Linked DNA regions of Homo sapiens: region 1 is linked to region 2. Evidence: chromatin loops called from intact Hi-C (ENCODE). Cell type or tissue: OCI-LY7. All regions are shown on one strand. Each heading gives the region's core, and the rest is flanking DNA. Links, peaks and the distances in the headings are about the cores only.

Evidence for each region. A loop is a pair of places that touch in the nucleus more often than their neighbours do. Peaks named below come from ENCODE experiments on the same cell type or tissue, not always from the same donor. Only the 100,000 strongest peaks of a DNase experiment are listed, where the experiment ranks them.
Region 1: it touches region 2 in a loop (8-fold over the local background); 3 of 110 quality-filtered maps call a loop at or near these places.

Annotation. Positions count from the first base shown.
Region 1 is chr19:2,085,512-2,090,846 of GRCh38, reverse strand. All of the region lies in intron 1 of MOB3A (MOB kinase activator 3A), which reads left to right. Among named protein-coding and RNA genes, the nearest start is that of MOB3A, 8.1 kb to the left of the region's middle. RefSeq lists enhancers at 1,337-1,596, 815-1,777, 1,957-2,016, 2,898-3,027, 3,658-3,897 and 2 more. In OCI-LY7, for the core only: CTCF peaks have their summits at 1,425, 2,640 and 2,841 (motif pointing right); DNase peaks (open chromatin) are centred at 616, 3,106, 3,686, 4,106 and 1 weaker place; H3K4me3 peaks cover 3,932 bases; H3K27ac peaks cover 5,000 bases.
Region 2 is chr19:1,663,403-1,668,763 of GRCh38, reverse strand. No RefSeq gene overlaps it. Among named protein-coding and RNA genes, the nearest start is that of TCF3, 13 kb to the right of the region's middle. RefSeq lists a silencer at 757-806 and an enhancer at 1,193-1,693. In OCI-LY7, for the core only: a CTCF peak has its summit at 3,096 (motif pointing left); DNase peaks (open chromatin) are centred at 883, 1,793, 2,746, 3,113 and 1 weaker place; H3K4me3 peaks cover 1,976 bases; H3K27ac peaks cover 4,824 bases.

The DNA.
Region 1 (5,335 bases), core at 336-5,335, 420 kb before region 2:
ACTAAAAATTCAAAAATTAGCTGAGCACGGTTGCAGGCAGCTGTAATCCCAGCTACTCGGGAGGCTGAGGCAGGAGAATGGCGTGAACCCAGTAGGCGGAGGTTGCAGTGAGACGAGATCGCGCCACTGCACTCCAGCCTGGGCAACAGAGCGAGACTCCGTCTTAAAAAAAAAAATAACGTATTTGTATCATTGCTATGTTTAATGTCGTATTTCATTGACCATAAGTCCCACAGGGAAGGAGGAAGTTGTTACTTCCTGTGTGGGGCTGGGGCCAGGGTCTCCCCCTGGGTATTGAGTCATTCTCTGGGGTGGAGTGTCCTGGGCACTGCAGGGTGCTGAGTAGCGTTCCTGGCCTCCACCCACTCCATGCCAGGAGTTCCCCCAAAACCTGACAACCACAGATGTCCCCAGACATCGTCCGGTGTTGAGGGGCAGAATCTTCACCGTGTTCAGGCCTGTGGGGGCAGGGGGCAGGGTGGTCTATCCCTGACTCAGCCCGCCAACATCCTCTGGGCCACGAGGCAAATGAGAAGAAAAAGGAAGTGGTCGGGGGTGTGAGCCACTCCAAGCACAGACAATTCCCACCGGGGACAAAGGGATGGGCTGAGCTGGGACACCTGGGTGGGGAGTCGCACCCTACGTGCCCTGGAGAACCAAGGCAGCCTGAGTCACCATGCCAGCTCTGCCGGGCTGCAGATGCTGGTTTCAGAAGCGCCTGGCAGCTGCGGAGCTCTGGGGATGCGGACTTGGCTGGGCTAAGATGGATCGGGTATCGGGGCCCCCAGAATCCCCTCAGTGGAGTCCCTGGTAGATTAGATCAGAGGGGAAGCTGCCAATCTAGCTGAGGTCTTGCCCCAGGGCAGTTTTGCCCCCAGGGGACTTGGAAATACGGGGCAGTGCGGGGGGTGCATTTGTGTTTGTCACAACTAGAGGAGGGGCTGCCCCTGGCATGGAGTGGGTGGAGGCCAGGGACATTGCTCAGCACCTGCAGTGCCCAGGACAAACTCACCCAGAGAAGGATCCAGCCCTGAATGCCAAGTGGGGGACTGCATTAGTTATTTGGGAAAAAAAAATCAAGTCTGCTCCCTGCTCACACCAGACACCAGAATAAACTCCCAATATGGCAGACGGTGTAAACCAGGGGACCTCAGCTCCTGGGATTCTCTTCCTCTCCCCCTCTGTGGATTTCAATGTGTGTAGCCTCCTGGGACCTCAGCAGAGCAGAGGATCATGGGCCACGGAGTCTCTTGGGGGTCCGTGGAATCCCCTAACCCAAGAGGTGTCAATTGAGGGTAATTCTGCCCCCAGGGGACACTGGGCCAAGTCTGGGACATTTGTGTTTTTCTCATGACTGGGGGTGCTCCTGGCATGGAGTGGGTGGAGGCCAGGGACGCTGCTCAGCACCCTGCAGTGCCCAGGATGGCCCCTCCCCAGAGAGTGACCCACGCCGATGTCCACAGTGCAGAGAGTGGAAACGCTGCCCTAGTGGCAGACGCAGCAGATTCAGAATTGAAGGATCTGAGTTCAAGCCCAGACTTGTACCTTTTACCTCCCACCCTCAGGCGAGGCAACTGGCCTCAGCTTCTGGACGTGCAGCACGGGTGAGCCCCTCCCGCCAGCCAGGAAATGATGAGTTTCACGAGAGCAGGTCCTCCAGGGCCCCAGCAAATGCCAGGCCTGTTTACTAATGACAGCAAAGGTCCACCATCACTTAGCAGGAATGAGAGCATTCGCTTTCAGCCTGCCCTGCCAGCCTCACAGGGCTGCGGCATGAACCCCTGTAGGGTTAGTTTATGAGTGCGTAGGGAAGTGCTCCCCAGAAAGCAGGAGAAACACGGATGGCCAGATACACGTTTGAGCCTCTGACAACTACAGTCACTGTGTACTAACTAGTGGTGAGGTTGGCAATTTGTAAAAATTACTCATTAAAGAGGGAGACAGAGCCAGGCTCCGTGGCTCATGTCTATAATCCCAGCACTTTGGGAGGCCAAGGTGGGAGGACTGCTCGAGGTCAGGAGTTTAAGACCAGCCTGGACAACATAGCAAGACCCCCGTCTCTACAAAAAATACAAAAATTGCCGGGTGTGGTGGCTCATGCCTGTAATCCCAGCACTTTGGGAGGTCGAGGCGGGCGGATCATGAGGTCAGGAGTTGGAGACCAGCCTGGCCAATATGGTGAAACCCTGTCTCTACTAAAAATACAAAAAAAATTAGCTGGGTGTGGTGGTGCGCACCTGTAGTCCCAGCTACTCAGGAGGCTGAGGCAGAAGAATCCTTGAACCCGTGAGGCGGAGGTTGCAGTGAGCCAAGATCGCACCACTGCACTCCAACCTGGGCAACACAGCGGGACCCCATCTCAAAAAAGAAAAAAAATAGAAAAATTATCTGGACGCACGCCAGGAGTCCCAGCTACGCAGGAGGCTGAGGTGGGAGGATTGCTTGAGCCCCGGAGGTTGAGGCTGGAGTGGGCTGTGATTGTGCCACTGCACTCCAGCCTGGATGACAGAGCAAGACTTTGTCTCAAAAAATAAAATAAAGCAAACAAGAACAGTTAGATCCCCGGCCTTGCCACTCGCAGGACAAGCTTTGTCCCCCTCGGCACTGTGGACATTCAAGGCTGATTAGTCTCTGGGGTGGGGTATCCTGGGCACTGCAGGGCACTGGGCAGCATCCCTGGCCACCACCCACTCTGTGCCAGGAGCATCCTCCAGTTATGACAACCACAAATGCCCCCAGACATCACCCAGTATGAGTCCCCGGGGTGCAGAATCGCCCCCCAGGTGAGACCCCCACTGCAGCTGAGTGTGGCTGAGAGCTCTTCACAGTGGCCACGAGGAGGCGAGACTGGGGTGGGCCCCTGGCTCCCACTGGGCGGGCTCAGAGCATGGCTCCTGCCCCCACGTTCAGACTGAAGCCATCCAGGAGGCCAAGAAGGCGGTGCCAAGTCGGTGGTGCCCAGTCAAGCCCAGATCCTGCGGCCCTGGGTTAGGAAAAAGTTCCGTGAAAGGAGTGTGGCCCTGGGTTGGGATGGTAGCTTGGGGCGTTCCTCCCTGTGGCTTCCTCTTTCTGACACTTGGTCTCTTGTCTCTTGAAACTTTGGGCTGAGTCCTCTGAAGCAGGCACCACAGGTGTCCGTGACGTCTCATCACTGTAACTGTCCCCTAGGTGACACGATCTTAGCTTTGTTTTGAGACAGGGTCTTACTTTGTCCCCCAGGCTGCAGTGCAGTGGCACAATCATAGCTCACTGCAGCCTTGATCTCCTGGGCTCAAGCAATCCTCCCACCTCAGCCTCCAAGTGGCTGGGACTATACAGGCACATCCACCATGCCTGGCTAATTTCTTAACTATTTCGTACAGAGATGGGTCTCACTATGTTGCCCAGGCTGGTCTTGAGCTCCTGGCCTCAAGCAGTCCTCCTGCCTTGGCCTCCCAAAGTGCCAGGATTACAGGCGTGAGCCACTGCAGCTGGCCAGGGCTTCTTTTAGGGGTGAGGAAAGTGTTCTGGAATTAGATAAAGGTGGTGTTTGCGCAACGCCAAACGTGCCAGGAGTCACGTAACTGTACTCCTGAACTGTAACTGAAAAGGTTAAAACGTGTGGGATGTGAGTCATATGTCAATCTAAAAACAGAAGAAAAGACTATCAGGAGAATTAGGACAGTATGCTAAGCCCTCGATAGCACCTGGCCCAGAGGGGCCTGGGCAGGCCTTGCTTCCTGCCTGTCTGCTTTCCCACGAGAGAAGTCAGAGATGCAGTAGGCACAGTGGCTCACACCTGTAATCCCTGCACTTTGGGTGGCTGAGGTGGGAAGATCGCTTGACTCCAGAAGCTCAAGACCAGCCTGGACAACATAGCAAGACCCCATCTCTACAAAAATACAAAAATTATACAGGTGTGGTGTTGTGTGCCTGTAGTCCCAGCTACTCAAGAGGCTGAGGTGGGAGGATCACTTGAGCCCGGGAGGTCAAGGCTGCAGTGAGCTGTGATTGCACTACTGCACTCCAGCCTGGGCAACAGAGCAAGACCCTGTCTCTAAAAAAAACAAAAATGTAAACCAGACAAAAGCACAAAACAGTGACAGGATGCACGCCTGGGTGATCAGGGAAGACGCAGCCATCCTCCAGCAGGAGTGAGGGTGGCCTACCAGCACCAGGAGCAGTTGTAACGTTTAAAAGTAAACCCTCAGGCCAGGCATGCTGGCTCACGCCTGTAATCCCAGCACTTTGGGAGGCCGAGGTGGGCAGATCACCTGAGGTCAGGAGTTTGAGACCAGCCTGGCCAACATGGTGGAACAGTTTCTCCTAAAAATACAAAAATTAGGCAGGCATGGTGGCGTGTGTCTGTAATCCCAGCTATACAGGAGGCTGACCAGGAGAATCGCTTGAACCCAGGAGGCAGAGGTTGCAGTGAGCCGAGATCACGCCACTGCACTCCAGCCTGGGTGACAGAGCAACACTTCACCTCAAAAAAATAAAAATAAAAAAGTAAAAATAAACACTCAGAGGCTGGGCGTTATGGTTCACGCCTGTAATCCCAGCACTTTGGGAGGCCGAGGTGGGCAGATCACTTGAGGTCAGGAGTTCGAGACCAGCCTGGCCAACATGGCGAAACCCCACCTCTACTAAAAATACAAAATTAGTCGGGCGTTGTAGCGGGCACCTGTAGTCCCTGTTACTTGGGAGGCTGAGGCAGGAGAATCGCTTGAACCTGGGAGACAGAGGTTGTAGTGAGCTGAGATCGTACCACTGCACTCCAGCCTGGGCAACAAGAGCAAAACTCCGTCTCAAAAAAATAAATAAATGAAAGTAAAAATAAATAAATACTCAGATTTTGGAAGGTGGCTCCGGGATGCTGCCTTTTTTTTTTTTTTTTTTTTTTTGAGACAGAGTCTTGCTCTGTCGCCCAGGCTGGAGTGCAGTGGCACAATCTCCGCTCACTGCAAGCTCTGCCTCCCGGGTTCAGGCCATTCTCCTGCCTCAGCCTCCCAAGTAGCTGGGACTACAGGTGCCCACCACTACGCCCGGCTATTTTTTTGTATTTTTAGTAGAGACGAGTTTCACCGAGTTAGCCAGGATGGTCTTGATCTCCTGATCTTGTGATCCGCCCACCTCGGCCTCCCAGAGTGCTGGGATTACAGGCGTGAGCCACCGCGCCCAGCGCCTTTTTTAGCAGGACAGATTCTGGGCTGGGAGCATCTTCCAGCCAAGTATGAGGGCTGGGCTGCCAGGCCGGGAGCCAGTGTTGTGCACTGACCTAGAACATATGGAACTGACTTCTCCACTCAGGGCTTGTCTCTCAGGCGCCTCCCGTGCTCTGGGGCAGCGGTCCCCG
Region 2 (5,361 bases), core at 182-5,181:
ACCGCTCTGAGAGGGCTCTGCAAACACCCTGCATGTGGGGAAATGCAGGCTCACAGGGGGAGCGATGCGCACAGGGTCCCCAGCCCGTGAGAGGGTCCTGGGCTCCTCCCGGTGGGTAGAGACCTTCATGCCAGCACAGAGGTGCTGGCTGACGCAGGGGTGCAGGCAGCAGGGAGTGGGGTGGAGCGGGAGGTCTGGAAGAGAGGGTGCAGCAGTGTAACCAGCCCCTGTCCGGGCCAGTCAGGGGAGTCCCCAGTGTGAAGGGGAAGGAGAGAGAGGCAGAGACAGAGGGAGACAGAGAGGCAGAGAGAGACAGAGAAAAAGACAAGAGATAGGAACAGAAAGAGAAGGAGACAGAGAAGCAGAGAAGGAGACAGAGAAGAACAGAAACAGACAAAGAGACAGAGAGATAGAGATACAGAGAGGCAGAGAGAGAGACAGGCAGAGAAACAGAGAGACAGAGAGGCAGAGAGACAGGCAGAGAGAGACAGAAAGAGATAAAGAGAAACAGAGAGACAACGAGAGAGATGGAGACAGAGAGAGATGGAGACACACACAGACACAGAGAGACTGACAGAGACAGAGGGACAGAAAGAGATACGCAGAGACAGAAAGAAACAGAGACAGAGACAAAAAGACAGACAGAGATGGGGAAGAGAAAGAGACAGAGACAGGGAGGCTGACACAGAGAGAGCACAGAGAAAGAAGACAGAGAGAAACAGACAGAAAGAGACAGAGACAGAGAGACAAAGACAGAGATGGAGACCAACCGAGAAAGGCTGAGGGGGACTCAGAAGGGGACCCAGAGGCAGCGTGAGCCGACCCAGCGCCCTCCCTCTGCACAGGCTCCAGCTGGCCTGGGGCCAGCCACCAGCTGCTGCCTCCCGCCCACCCTCCCCCACTGCCAGAGCCCCAGCTGCCACCGCCACACACACGGCCACCCTTTGGCGGCCCCACCAGCTGCCCCGGGACCCCACGGCGCCCTGGGCCAGGAGGAAATACCTTCGCCTGGGCCGGGGCTCCCAGATGCCTGTCAGGCCGCCCTCTTCGGAGCCTCAGTTTCCTCACCTGTAAGATGGGGAACCCCCCAACTTAGCCTGTGCATTTATGGAGCACCTACTGTGTGTCAGGCCCCAGATGGATGCTGGAGGTGTGGGGCGGCCAGGCTGGGCCCGGGGCTCCCCTTACAGAGCCAGGCAAGCCCCACAGGCGCAAGGGGGAGAAACAGGGGCCTGAGAGTGGGAGGAACGATAAACTGATGATACACCGGCAAAGGGGCCTGAGAGTGGGGAGGAACGGCTCCCGGCCGAGGGACATCCTGGGCACAGACCCTGAGGTCACAGGGAGAAAACGGTGTCCAAGCAGCAGCGAGGAGGTGGCCAGCGCAGCTGGAGGGAGGTGGGCAGAGGGGGCTCGGGAGGCCGGACATGGAGGGCAGTGGAGTCCTCCGAGACAAAATAAAGCTCAGGGTCGGCCGGGCACGGCGGCTCACGCCTGTAATCCCAGCACTTTGGGAGGCCGAGGCGAGCAGATCACGAGGTCAGGAGATCGAGACCATCCTGGCTAACATGGTGAAACCCCATCTCTACTAAAAATACAAAAAATTAGCCAGGCGTGGTGTCAGGCGCCTGTAGTCCCAGCTACTCGGGAGGCTGAGGCAGGAGAATGGCATGAACCCGGGAGGCGGAGCTTGCAGTGAGCTAAGATGGCACCGCTGCACTCCAGCCTGGGCGACAGAGCGAGACTCCGTCTCAAAAAAAAAAAAAAAAAAAAAGTTCAGGGTCAGCCAGGCCAGGGCGTTCCCACCTGGGATCCCAGTGCTGTGGGAGACTGAAGTGGAGGATTCCTTGAGGCCAGGAGTTTGAGACCAGCCTGGGCAACACAGCAAGACCCCCCTCTACACAAAAAATAAAAATCAGCAGGGTGTGGTCAGGTGCAGTGGCTCACGCCTGTAATCCCAGCACTTTGGGAGGCCGAGACAGGTGGATCACGAGGTCAGGATATCGAGACCATCCTGGCTAACACGGTGAAACCCCGTCTCTACTAAAAATACAAACAATTAGCCAGGCATGGTGGTGAGCGCCTGTAGTCCCAGCTACTCGGGAGGCTGAGGCAGGAGAATGGCGTGAACCCGGGAGGCGGAGCTTGCAGTGAGCTAAGATGGCGCCACTGCACTCCAGCCTGGGCGACAGAGCAAGAACTTGTCTCAAAATAATAATAACGAATAAGGAGAAGAAGGAAGAAGGAGGAGGAGGAGAGGCCGGGCGCGGTGGCTCACGCCTGTAATCCCAGCACTTTGGGAGGCCAAGGAGGGCAGATCACCCGAGGTCAGGAGTTCGAGACCAGCCTGACCAACATGGAGAAACCCCGTCTCTACTAAAAATACAAAATTAGCCGGGCGTGGTGGCAGGTGCCTGTAATCCCAGCTGCTCGGGAGACTGAGGCAGGAGAATTGCTTGAACCCGGGAGGCAGAGGCTGCGGTGAGCTGAAATCACGCCATTGCACTCCAGCCTGGGCAACAAGAGTGAAACTCCTTCTCAAAAAAAAAAAAAAAAAAAAAAGAGGAGGAAGAGGAGGAAGAGAAGGAAGGGAGAAGTAGGGCCCGGCCAGGTGCAGGGCACATGCTTCCCGCCCCTCTCCAGTTTGCTGTGTCCCCTGGATTCCTCCCGTGCCCCTGGGCCTGCCCTGACTCAGCCCTAGCTGCAGGCTCCTGTACCCAGTTCTGTATCCCGTCTCAGCCCAGGTCTCCCTGACAGGGTCAGGTTCAGGGTCAGGACAGGAGTGAGGAGTGGCTGGTGAATTTCTTGTCTGTCTCTGCCCAGTGTGCAGACTGTATGCGTGAGGTACATACCGGCCACGGACCGGCCGGAGACCCGGGGTTCTGCCCTGCCCTGCAGGTAGCTGAGGTTACGAGGGGGCCATGCCCCCACCCAGACAGCCGGGGTGATAAGGAGGCCAGGCCTGATGGAGCAGGAGCTGGGGGGGACTAACAAGAGTCTGAAGCAAATAGAAAACCTGAGACCAAGCTTCAGGGGGTGGCTCCGGGGGGTCACATGACCCAGTATCTCCCGGGCAGCCCTTGGGGCCGTCCCTGGCCTCTGGAAAGGGGCCTCCCCTTCTCACACCCCTGCCACCTGCTGGGAGACCCAGAGGCCCAGCCTCTGCTAGGGGCCTCAGCAGCAGAGAGCACCTGCTCCTTCCCGGGCAGGACTGCCCTGTAGGGCTGTCTGGGACCAAGTCACTTTTGCCATCCTGAGTCCTTTCCTCTATTGAAAAAAAAAAGTAAAATTGAGACTAGAATTGTTATTATTAATTTATTATTATTATTATTTGAGACGGAGTCTCACTCTGTCACCTAGGCTGGAGTGCAGTGGCACGATCTCGGCTCACTGCAACTTCTGCCTCCCAGGTTCAAGCGATTCTCCTGCCTCAACCTCCCTAGTAGCTGGGATTACAGGCACCCACCACTACACCCAGCTAATTTTTGTATTTTTAGTAGAGACGGGGTTTCACCATGTTGGCCAGGCTGGTCTTGAACTCCTGACCTCATGATCCGTCCGCCTCGGCCTCCCAAAGCGCTGGGATTACAGGTGTGAGAGCCACTGTGCCCGGCCTTAATTCGTTATTATTATTGTTCATCGGAAAACAATTATTATTCATCATTTTTCTTCTGATTAAATTTTTTTTTCTTCCTGAGACAGGGTGTCACTCTGTCTCCCATCCTGCAGTGCAGTGACACAAACTTGGGTCACTGCAGCCTCAACCTCTTGGGCTCAAACCATCCTCCTGTCTGAGCCTCTCCAGTAGCTGGAATACAGGTGCCTGCCACCACGCCTGGCTTTTTGTTTTTTTGTTTCTGTTTTTGTTTTTTTTTGAGACGAGGTCTCGCTGTATTGCCCAGGCTGGTCTCAAACTCCTGGGCTCAAGCGATCTTCCCGCCTCAGCCTCCCAAAGTGTTAGGATTACAGGTGTGAGCCACACAGTGCCCGGCCCTGATTTTAAAAGAAATTAAAACATTTTTGGCCAGATATGGTGGTTCATGCCTGTAATCCCAGCACTTTGAGAGGCTGAAGCAGGTGGATCACCTGAGGTCAGGGGTTTGAGACCAGCCTGACCAACATGGTGAAACCCCATCTCTAGTAAAAATACAAAAATTAGCCAGGCATGGTAGTGGGCACCTGTAATCTCAGCTACTTGGGAAGCTGAGGCAGAAGAATTGCTTGAACCTGGGAGGCAGAGTTTGCAGCGAGCCGAGATTGTGCCATCACACTGCAGCCTGGGTAACAGAGCAAGACTCTGCAACAAAGGAAGAAAGAAAGAAAGAAAGAAAAAGAGACAGAGAGAGAGGGAGGGAGGGGAGGGGAGGGGGGAGGGGAGGGAGGGAAGGGAAAGAAGAGAAAGAAAGAGAGAGAAAGAGAGAAAGAAAAGAAGGAAGGGAGGAAGGGAGGGAGAGAGGGAGGGAAGGAGGGAGGGAGGAAGGAAGACAGACATTTTCATGGGCCCTAAAAGCCTCCGGGGCCTGGGCCTGTTGCGTTCGATGGACAGATTGAACTCACCCTGGTGGGTGCTCTTGTTAAACTCCTTTGACAGATGAGAGCTCACACCATCGTGTGACCACAACCACAGTGGACTCGCTGAGCAGTGCTCCTTGCCCTGAGCTCAAGCTCACGATCAACCTGGTGGGGCCTCCCCAGGACACCAGGGGTTTCCCCCAGGGAACCCTGGGACAGCAAGAGGCCTCCCCACCCCCAGGGAAATGCCCGGGCAGTGCGGATCCTGCAGGAGGAGGGGGTGCCCCGGTGGAAGCCCACCCACGCCCGTTCTGTGGTTCTGCAATCTCAGTCATGCAGCATCTATGGTGAGGTGAAAAACTAAACATTCTTTAATTTTAAAAAGCGGCCGGGACCAGGGCACAGTGGCTCATGCCTGTAATCCCAGCACTTTCGGAGGCCGAGGTGGGGCTGATCACCTGAGGTTGGGAGTTCGAGACCAGCCTGACCAACATGGAGAAACCCCGTCTCTACTAAAAATACAAAATTAGCTGGGCGTGGTGGTGGGCGCCTGCAATCTCAGCTACCAGGGAGGCTGAGGCAGGAGAATCGATTGAACCCGGGAGGTGGAGGTTGCAGTGAGCTGAGATCACGCCATTGCACTCCAGCCTGGGCAACAAGAGCAAAACTCCGTCTCAAAAAAAAAAAAAGCGGGGTGGCGGGGGTCCGGGCATGGTGGCTCATGCCTGTAATCCCAACACTTTGGAAGGCCAAAATGAGAGGATGGCTTGAGTCCAGAGGTTGGAGACCAGCCTGGGCAACATAGCAAGATCCCGTCTCTACAAACAAAATAAAGAAAAATTAGCCAGG